Regions from separate parts of the Homo sapiens genome. Here region 1 is linked to region 2. Evidence: chromatin contacts called from ENCODE Hi-C data. All regions are on one chromosome and are shown on one strand. Each heading gives the region's core, a stretch centred on a gene start or an enhancer-like site at or near the end of the contact. The rest is flanking DNA. Distances are from core to core; before and after follow the strand shown.

The links. A loop is a pair of places that touch in the nucleus more often than their neighbours do. Pooled maps may share reads with other maps.
Region 1: a loop to region 2 is called in a pooled map, with 2.6 times the contacts of the local background. The contact joins the enhancer-like site here to the promoter of USP38 in region 2. A Hi-C loop is called at or near these places in 4 of 50 pooled maps.

Annotation. Positions count from the first base shown.
Region 1 is chr4:140,856,459-140,861,646 of GRCh38, forward strand. RNF150 (ring finger protein 150) reads right to left here. Exons shown (of 7, transcript NM_020724.2): 7 at 3,349-5,188. Among named protein-coding and RNA genes, the nearest start is that of TBC1D9, 100 kb to the left of the region's middle. Within about 2 kb of position 2,718, at least 2 of the 41 ENCODE cell types and tissues checked have a DNase peak (open chromatin) inside an H3K27ac peak, as active enhancers do.
Region 2 is chr4:143,181,976-143,187,560 of GRCh38, forward strand. USP38 (ubiquitin specific peptidase 38) reads left to right here and starts at 2,942. Exons shown (of 10, transcript NM_032557.6): 1 at 2,942-4,157. The coding sequence starts at 3,476. It overlaps USP38-DT (USP38 divergent transcript), which reads right to left and starts at 2,886. Exons shown (of 4, transcript NR_185979.1): 1 at 2,533-2,886. RefSeq lists enhancers at 1,992-2,877, 2,878-3,762 and silencers at 2,814-2,863, 3,084-3,333.

The sequences.
Region 1 (5,188 bases), core at 1,468-3,967, 2.3 Mb before region 2:
AGTCAGGTCCTGTGTGTGTTTAGGTCCTGGCATTATACCTCAATCTCAGGTAAAGGTCTCCTGAAATTATATTTAACTGGGAGTTTTGCTGGCATAAAAAACATCAGGTCCAGGCCCAGAGTGATGCAATTTTATTCTCAGGTCTAACTCTATTGTGTTCTAACATTCTCTAATTCACTTCTCTGCTCTCACATGTATTTATAGACATGGATACCATTGCCAAAGCTCTGAATTATGTTTTTCTCCTTAGAGATTTGAGACCCTTGGCTCCCATTAGATCTATAATATCAATGACAGCTGTGTTGTGTGTGTATACAGCTCTCATAGCAACCAAGTGCAGTTGCCCGCCAATGAAACCTGGCTCTGCTTTCCCCCTTGCCTATTTAGTAAATGTCCTTAAGAACAAAGAAGGTGGGAATGTTAGAGGGAGGCACAGCGGGAGTGATTAGTTTAAGGGTTATGACTAATCAGGCATGTTCCCTGTGGGGGAAGGTGGGGCGTGTCTTCCATAACAGGAAGGTCCGAAGAGATTGAGGCGTTTAATTTGTACCTCCCTGTATGCCAGCAGATACAGGCTACCACTGGTTGGAGATTTAGGACGGCACCTTCTTTTGCTAGGGTGCTGTGACTGAAAGCCAACAAGGGGAGATGCAATCACAGTGAGCAGAGGGTCCCCATGGTATCTTTGGTGGCTCGGTGGAAAGGTCTTTCTCCCTGATTCTTCTCACAGCCAAGAACAAAGATTTACAGTGAGACTTGGTGGAGGCTCTCTACTACCTGTGAGTGTGATGAAATAAGAGGTCAAATTGCTTCTGTTGTTGGATCACTAAGAATGATGGAACTAGTGTTTTAAAATGTCTCATAAAGAGGAGACCTCTCTCAGTCACCTGAGTTTCTTAATTGGTATTCACTCTTCTGTAGATAGTAATTACCGCAGAGCAAAAATGACTCATATTCTCTCCCTACCCTTTGTTCCCCAATTTGTTGCAATGCATTATTCAAGGAGATGAGTAGCACTACTAACACTGGCTTCTAAAGAATTATTAGACTTAGAAAAGAACTAGGTCGGGCACAGTGGCTCATACCTGTAATCTCAGCACTTTGGGAGGCCGAGGTGGGCAGATTACTAGAGGCCAGGAGTTCAAGACCAGCCTGGCTAACATGGTGAAACCCCATCTCTACTAAAATTCCAAAAATTAGCCAGGTGTGGTGGTGGGTGCCTGTAATCCCAGCTCCTCCTCGGGAGGCTGTGTGCAGGAGAATTGCTTTCGAACCCAGGAGGCGGAGGTTGCAGTGAGCCGAGGCTGTGCCACTGCACTCCAGCCTGGGTGACAGAGCGAGACTCCATCTCAAAAAAAACTAAAAACAAAACAACAATAACAATAAACAGAACTAAATATACTTCTGTGTCTTCTGAATGATGGTTTAGCTTACAGTCCTCCAAACATAGGTATTAACAGAATAAGAGTTAAGCGGCAAAGCTGACCCAGCTGGCCCATTACAAAGCTGTGGGGAGTTTTCTTTTTCTTTTTTTTTTTTTTTTTAGCTACTTAATTTTGTCAAAATCTGGGGTTGTAAATGTTCCATTCTCAAATGTGTGAATATGCTGCATTAAGTCTCAAAACAAAAGCCCACAAAGTGGAGTTTCTAGGTGGGATGGGGCCTCCGCCTTCAGGCACAGCATGATAGCAAGCCAGGCTGATGCCCAGTGAAGCCAGGCTGATGCCCTGGCATGCGTGTGACTCTGGGAAGTGCCCAGTGATCTCTCCCCAGGTCACACCCACCCCAGGTGAAGCAGGCCCCAGGCTAATACTGCTCACTGTGCATCACCTGACTTTCCCCTTGTCAACTAGGAGCAGGGACAAGAGAGGCAAGGGTCTGTGGAATATGCAAGATTTACAGCAAATGATGTCTGGCAGCTTTTTTTTTTTTTTTTAAAGTCTGAACACCAACATGTTCCACACAGTGGTCTCCAGTGTAATGTGGAAAAACATAACCCTTGATAAAATGGGGCTTTATTGTCAATCAGCTTCAGGAAAAGCTGAATTATAGAGTTAAATCAGTGACCTTACTGAAGACTTCTCAAAAGTTTTTAATAGCGGCCAGGCACAGTGGCTCACGCCTGTAATTCCAGCACTTTGGAAGGCCAAGGTGAGAGGATCAGTTGAGGCCAGGAATTAAAGACTAGCCTGGACAACAAAACGAGACCCTGTCTGTACCAAAACAAAACAAAACAAAACAAAACAAACAAAAAATTTATTAATAGCTAATATGAGTTGTATGAAGCCTTATCCCAACTTAATTGAACTTGGGAGCCTGCTGTAAATTCTAACATATCCCATCCCACAGAACACATTTCCTCATTTGGGGATCCCTGGTCTAGTGGAAAGATGATGGAAGTTGAAGTTGGGAGGGATGGTTTCCAGGTCCTAGGTAATAGCTTCATACCCACAGTGTCTGGGCAGATAAACATTGCAATAATGGAAGCATAAACAAAGTCTAAAGTGCCTTCTAATTTGGCATAGTCATGAATGTTCCCAGCAATCCCCTTAGAGTATCTTCCTGCCTACAAATTAAGCATAGACTGGCCCTGAGTAAAGCCTCCGGGCACTAATGTTTTCCTTATCTACAGCAGCTCCAGGAGGCCACAGCACTCAATACTGTTTGTGTTTTCTTTTTGCTAGCAAATTCTGTGAAACCCACAGCTCCTGCCTGGCCATGTCCAATCCTGGCTGCTCCTCAAGTGCATGTGTCAGGAGTCTCGGCTGGGCCAGGCACGGGGGGGCTAGGCCACAACCAAAGGCCTACCAGGTTCCAGTAGGTGAGGCCAATGAATAGAGGGCCATTCTCCTTTCCTGCCTTCCTTTTCCACCTTCCCAGGCCAGCAGGCTCCATCTTTTAAATTTTCTTCATATTCCCTTGCGAATCCCAAGGAATTGCTATTTAAAATCTTTTAGAAATATACTAGCAAATATAAAGAAGAAATCTGTCTGCCCCAGCCCATCTGGCAGACCCCATGGTATAACTCTGCCTAGTATAAACTTGCCTGAGATAGTCCATAAGCATAGTGCTCAGTTCTTGCCAGACTACACCTCAAGCTCATTTCACAGCCATTCTTCTTCAGAATTGCTAAAATCTCTTAATTCCCTTAGAACAGCAGAGCTAAGAGAAGGTTGGTGCCTGCCACTTGACTTACCTGAGAAAAATAAGGAAGCTATTATTATCCTTGGTCTTTGGACATAATTGTGATTTAACAATAAATATGATGTTTTGAAATCCATAGCACCACCTCTGCAACTCAGGGATAGGCAACAAAGTCAGGGAATACAGATGACACAGACACAAGCATCTGGTTCCATTTTATTAAAAAACAAAACCAAAAGAAATTTTGCAGTGAAATTTCCTGGAATTCACAACCCTCATTTAAAAATCCTTATAGTTGCAATATTTTTTTTTTAGCCAGTACGTAAGAACACGATTGCACTTATTTACATGATAGTCTTCTATATAACAAAAATAACCATGTTGTAATGACTGTTTCCAACTATCACCCTTGTTTCATCACTAGCCCATTATGAGACAAGTTGATTACGCTCTCCAAGTACAAAGAGAATAGAATAAAGCAAAATAAAAGTCTGTGTCTCCTAATAGAAGACAAATTCCTTTAAAGACAGTTACTTTTTTTTTTTTTTCAATTTCTTTGTATTTCAAGAGGGATATAAAGTGCTCTGAAAGGAGTAGGGTAGGTGCCTGAGGTGGGGAAGAAGGAAAGAAATTTATACAGAAAAAATTTAAAAAACTACACTGCCTTAACTAATCATCTCAATATGCACACAACTTTGTACAGAAGATTAGTTTTGGGTAAAAACGCTACATAATTCACTAGTACTTATTTCGGCAATTAAGAACTGAAGTCCAAATGAAAGACTCCCCATGCAAATGTCATCAGGAGTGACTTTTTTGTGATTTTGGGTCAGATGCTATATAAATCAAGGAAGCTCAGTCACACAGTCTGAATATGGAGAGGATAGACAATGCCGAGATGGAACCATCATCTACTACCTGCAGACTAGCCAGAAAGACCTTGTGGGGAAGCTAAGTAGACTTTACCCCAACATCAATCATTTTACAACAAAAGCATTTTGTTGCAAGCATTTGTTTACAATAAAAGTAATTTGTGTTAGGATGGAAAAAAAGCCATTGGAATTTCCTCTTGCTAGTAGGGAGGAAGATTGATTTATGATGTCATGTCTGATTATTTATAATTGTAAATTCATTATTTGCAGATTTTTTTCTAGTGGGAAATAATATGCTGTACAAAGTGGTTAAAATAAGTTATTTCTTTTTCACATTTTTGCAACTGGCAATTGCTGGTTATTGTCTGCAGTCTACAAAACTGAGTATCACATATGTACTGCTTGAGAGTTTCCCCTGGAAACCAGAATAATCATCCTCCCAGCTCATGAACATTTTAAAGAACAATACCCATTTTTTTTTCCAGAAAATGGATGGAATGTAACTTTTCACAAATACAAAATTATTTCATTTTCTAAATGTAAGGGACACCCCTCTATAAAAATAACAGTCCCTCCCCACTCCCACCCCTACATCTCCTTCTAATTATAAAATGGTAGAACCATCTCAGATTACTAATGTGAAAGCAGGAAGTAAATATATTATGTACATGTACAAAACACATCAGTATTTCACACCATTTACATTCATATGAAGTCTTTTTATTGATCTTCCTTTGCAATTTCACAAGAATAAAGTTGAGATAACTTACAAAAACAAGCAGTCCCTTGCTTATAACTGCACAAACATTCTAGCCAGAGGCATCTTCTTTGCAAACAGAGCAACATTATCCTTCAACATTTTGCAGAAGTAAGGGCTGCTGACAGTGAGAAGATCTGTGGGGTCTCCTTCAGCTTTTTAGAGTTTGTGACACTCTTTCCTCATTTGATAAATGTAGACCAAATTCTCAACTACCGAAGAAATTGTATGATGAAAGGCAAGTAACTGGTTGTTGAATTCATGACCCAAGTCAAATTAATCTGCTGCAAGAATAATTGCGATTACTCCAGCAGAGGGCACTCTGCTCCTTGCAATAACATCCTACTGAACAGTAAGTACCATGGATGCCAACACAAATTCAGACCGAAAAGTCCATGTATGTGTTAGTTCTTCA
Region 2 (5,585 bases), core at 1,692-4,191:
ATTAAGGGGTTCTTTTTGACCTCATGAAGCTTAGATTCTAGAGAACAGAAAAAGGCTGTAAACATATAATAAATGAGAACAGTAGGAAAAGACACAAGAGCAACTTGATGGAGGGCCTTAAAGTCAACAGTAGCCATTTGAATTTTAAGAGGAGAAGCACTGGAAGATTTAAAATAGGGTAGTGAGGCTGCTCTGCCTATGAAGTAGCCAATGGTATATTTTTAATTTTTAATTGTCTTTTATTCCTTTACTTTCTTAATAAACTTGCTTTCACTTTGCACTGTGAAAAAAATTAAATGAAATAGTGTCGTAAGATTAGCTTGATGTCCATTTTAAGTCATTAAAACAAAAACCATATCAAAGTGGTTGGTGTGTTTCTTTACAGTCTTTTTTTCTTTACAACTTAAAAAACATATGAATATAAATTTCATAAAGTCAGGGATTATTTGTAATTACTTCATATGATGGTTTATTTATCACAGTCCTCTCTAATCTATACAATCAGTTTGCTTTTGATTCTATTAGGTGATATAAATTTCCTAAGAGAAAACTAACCTCACAATAATGTTATTGCAGTTGGCCAACTCTAACCACTGCTTTTGGAACTGCCTTTTCTCTTTGCTTATCACAAACATAAACACATACACACACTTTTCATCTAATAGTATGATGGAAATAATAGAGACTCTAGAGTCAGACTTGATTATTTTTTTTAACCTCCTTTGGCTTCAATACCTTATCTATAAAATGTAGCTATTAACATCTATTTCCAAAACCCCGTTTTGAGAACTAAGGATAAAGTGTAATATATTGAGTTCCAGGCACACAGAGGTTGCTAAATAAACAATCACTCCTTATCCTGTGCTTTTTCTCTTTCATCCCCATCACTCAGCTTCCATTCTCAGATCTAACATATTTGTAAAACCATGTAGTTGGCAATTGAGGCCTTAGACTAAATCTTTATATGAAATTTTAAAGCCCATTACAATAGCACCCACTAATCCAATGATTAGTGGCATGATTCACTGCAAAAAAATCTTCCACAGACTTCTGAAAATATTTTAAAATGTTAAAAAGGAACATGGTATTATTATAGAACTTTTAGTTATGCTATAAAATAAATTTAAAGTTGGCCACTTTCAATTGAAATCTTATAAAAGAGCATATTACATACATTTTTTAACCAGTGGCAAAAGAAGGAAATAAGCGTTGAATATCTTGGTATAAAAACCTAGTATTTCATTTCATGCATCTATCATTCAAGAGGTATTTTAAAAATACAGAGTCATGGTGCTTTTGGAAGTCTAATATTATGACATGTAATTTATATGGACTAATAGCACTATGTTCTCTCAGACATCTTATTTTGTAATATTCAATTTTTCAAGACCTAATATTAACAGAAAGAAGAAAATGTTATAGACAATTCAAAGTAATCTGTCAAGTTTTAAATTTACCAATATTTTTTTCTTGTCTACTTTGGAATAATCACTTCGCTGGTACTATTCAGCAATCTTCATTCGTCCTGTTAGTTTCTTAGCACAAAGATTAATTCCAAATTTCCTCCACTCCACCTCAAATCCACGATCCTTCTTAATACTTAATTCCTTCTTAATATTTTATTTTCTATATTACCTTTGTCTTCCACTGTGGCATTATTCCCAGTAAAGACAAACATCTGTGTACCTTCACCTCCTATTGGAAAAATCATTCCTGTCTCTAGCATGACTGATAGATTAATTACCTCAATTCTCTTTTATCTTCCGTATCTTCCTACGAGTCAACTTGGTCTTAAGTTCCCTTTTACTCAAGCTCCTGTCTCCTCTAAACTGCTCTTCTTAAGACTACCATAATCGACGTGTGAATATATTAGTGTAATCGTGTTTGTAACTTGGTAAAAAAACAAAACACTATTTAGCAAACTGAAGTAACAGAATTTTGTTCATTTTTCTACGGGACATTTTAAATGACCTATTTCTTTAAAGTTTTGTCTGTATTACAGGGCCTTAATGTCTAGTTTCACAACTATATTAACCAAGCCTGAAGCAGGCTACAGTTAGGCAATATTTTCCAATATAAAGACCTCTGATTAAATTCTTACTGTGAATCTTCGGAATTTGGCATGAAACAGAACAAGCATGATTGCACCTGTTCTTCCCTATTGTAAACCATCTTCGGTGTCAACATATACAATAAGTTTTGTGGTATTTCCACCTGGTTTTCTATTTTCAAAGTACCCTTGTATGACACAGGTATAAAAATATTTTGATTCTAATCTGCCATTTTCCTTACTCTCACACTTTTTTGGACGGCTTATAATTTTCGATATGGTACAAAGCTCACTAACTGGTTCTTTGCTAGAGGCCTGCTACTGATACTGATGGTCGCTAAATGCTAGGTACGCCGCCAGTATTGCTCTTACTTCAATACCGACATCGCAGGATAAAGGCAGTCACATTTAGGCGCGCAAGCGCAATTCTTGATTAATGAGCCAAGGCAGACTTCTCAATCCGAGTTTTGAGTTTTCCTTACTTTTCCCCCAAATGCTCTTTTCCTCGGATTTCACATCGATAGCACTTATTCGAGTTTTCACGAGTAACCTGACGCAGGCGGAACCGACGAAGACTAGCCGGCAAGAATCCTACAGTCGCAGCCATCTGCGCAGCGTCCGCCGGGGACGCTCCGCGCGGAAGACCGCCTGTGACTCGACACACTCTCCAGTGACGCGGCCGTCGCCGCACCTGCGCGGCGGGGCGGGAAGGAGACTCCCAGCGCCGGGGGGAAGGGAGTCTACGACTCGGGAGGGAGGTGGGGGAGCAGGGAGGGAGAGAGGGAACAAGGGAGAAGGAGAGAGGCGGACAGGCGGAGGGGCGGAGGGGCAGAGGGGCGGAGGGGCGGTCCTTCCGGAGGTTCTTAGGTCCTTCACTTCCTGTTTGCCGGCACTTCAAAATCCGGGTCAAAGGGTGTCGCTTCGGTCTCTTCTCCCCGGCTGATCCCAGCACTCTCCGTGACAGCGCCTCCTGACTCAGCCCAGGACCGGCTTCTTCTCACGACCTGCTGGAGACTGGACGCCCACACCTGACCCGGAACTCGGAGGCGTGCTTCCTCCACCCGCCGGCTAGCAGCCCCGGGCCCTGAGCTCCCGCCGACGCCGCTGGGGGGCCCGACAGGCCCCTCGGCGCTGATGCTGAGTGGGATCGAGGGCCCGGGGCGGCGGCGGAGTACGGGCCTCTGGCGCCTTAGGCCAGCCGCAGGTGTCGGTTCTTAGGCTCTCCAGGCTCGCTAGCTCCCGCCCCGGCTTGGATGGGTCTCCCTGCGCCATAAATGTGGCTGCTGAGGCGGCGGTGGCCGTGGCCCGTCGCGCTGCTGCTGCGGCGCTCCAAGTTCATCTCCGCCCCGGGGCTCTCCTGCCCCACCTCGGGGCTGCCGCCACCCGCTCCTTATCCCCTGGCCCTGGCCTTGCAGCGTGGCGACAATGGACAAGATCCTGGAGGGCCTTGTGAGTTCCTCGCATCCCCTGCCCCTCAAGCGGGTGATTGTGCGGAAGGTGGTGGAATCGGCGGAGCACTGGCTAGACGAGGCGCAGTGCGAGGCCATGTTTGACCTGACGACCCGGCTCATCCTGGAGGGCCAGGACCCTTTCCAGCGGCAGGTGGGGCACCAGGTGCTGGAGGCCTACGCACGATACCACCGGCCAGAGTTCGAGTCCTTCTTCAACAAGACCTTCGTGTTGGGCCTCCTTCATCAGGGCTACCACTCTCTGGACAGGAAGGATGTAGCCATCCTGGACTACATTCACAACGGCCTGAAGCTGATTATGAGCTGTCCGTCGGTGCTGGATCTCTTTAGCCTCCTGCAGGTAGAGGTGTTACGGATGGTGTGTGAGAGGCCGGAGCCGCAGCTCTGTGCCCGACTGAGCGACCTTCTGACCGACTTTGTGCAATGCATCCCCAAGGGGAAATTGTCCATCACGTTCTGTCAACAGCTGGTTCGAACGATAGGCCATTTCCAGTGCGTGTCCACCCAGGAAAGAGAGCTGCGGGAATATGTCTCCCAGGTGACAAAAGTGAGTAACTTGCTGCAGAACATCTGGAAGGCCGAGCCTGCCACACTACTGCCTTCCCTGCAAGAAGTTTTTGCAAGCATCTCTTCCACAGGTAAGGGTCATTATCTTTCAGAATATCTCATAAAAAATCAGTATATGTCTCTCTTGCACACACACATTCACACCATGTTTTCCTCCTGCCCTAAAAACATTCTTAAGCGAGAGCAAATCCTAATACCTCATCCCAAATTTATTCACATTCACTACCTTATTCAGGACGTCACATCGTACTTTAAAAACAGGCAGCGTTCCCATTTTAAAGGTTGAGAACGTCCAGGTCTAAGACCTTTGGCACTAAACAAGTTGCTTAATTACCCAGCCTCTGCTCAAGTTATTTGGAATGCTTTGAGGATGACAGCTACTGCAGAAAGCTTCCATTCATTAGTGACTAATGGTAGCATGATGTTTACCATAGTATTTATTGTACGTGTCTCTAATTTTGTAATGAGTTTTTCCCCCATTTTTGTATTTCCTCATTTTTGAATTAATGGATTGTGCAGTTTGTTTTATTACTGGATTATCCCAGATAACTATGAAGTTTTTAAATAGTGACATTTTTTGTCTACAGTATCTAGTAGACAAAGGAGGAATACAGATAGAATGAGGGAAGGAAGAGTACGAGGATTTAAATATTTGTTTTTGTGCCCATGAACTGCATTCTCAGAAAGCAGAGAAGGGTCACATGATACTTGCCTAGAAAATGCTTTCTCGCCGAGGAATTTTACCAGTACCTCTACCTTCGTTGTTCTGTCTTGGACCTTTCAGGTCTGAATAGATTCAAAATCATGTTCATTTCCGCTCTACTTGGTACAAGCATTCTCCTTCATTTATAACACCAGTGGGGACTGTGTGGCTGTTCAAATTGAACTTGTGAGGGATGTGTCCTCTTCTTATCTTAAGAACCAGAAGTAAAGGTGGAGTTTTAACAAACGTTCTGTGTTCTGATGAATTTAATATATTTACGAAAGAATTACAAACGATGTATTTGCAGTATCTGAGTTGGTTTGTTTTTTTTTCTTATTGTAATTTTACTTCTATTGCCTGTGTTGTCATAACTGTTAGGTTCCTCCCAAATTTTTTGAACTGTAGCAGTAAAGGTACTTGTCTTGGATTTGCTTAATTTGTATACAGTTTAAGCAAAATCTCCACAAAAGTCACCTTAATTTCTACTTTAAGAGATTTTTTAAAAATCTTCCTTAGAGCAATGTAATGATGAATAGTTTTAAGTTATTTTGGAGGGTCTGAAGTGGGAGTTGAAATGATACTTAAGTGCCCCCAAAAGTCACCTTCATTTCTACTTTAAGAGATTTTTTCAAAATCTTCCTTAGAGGGATGTAATGATCAATAAGTTTAAAGTTATTTTGGAGGGTCTGAAGTGGAAGTTGAAATGATACTTTATGTTTCTTTATATTTCCTTTCTGATTAGTGATTTACAAGTTAATATTTTAGCTCAACAATAACTCGATAAATTATGAAAAAT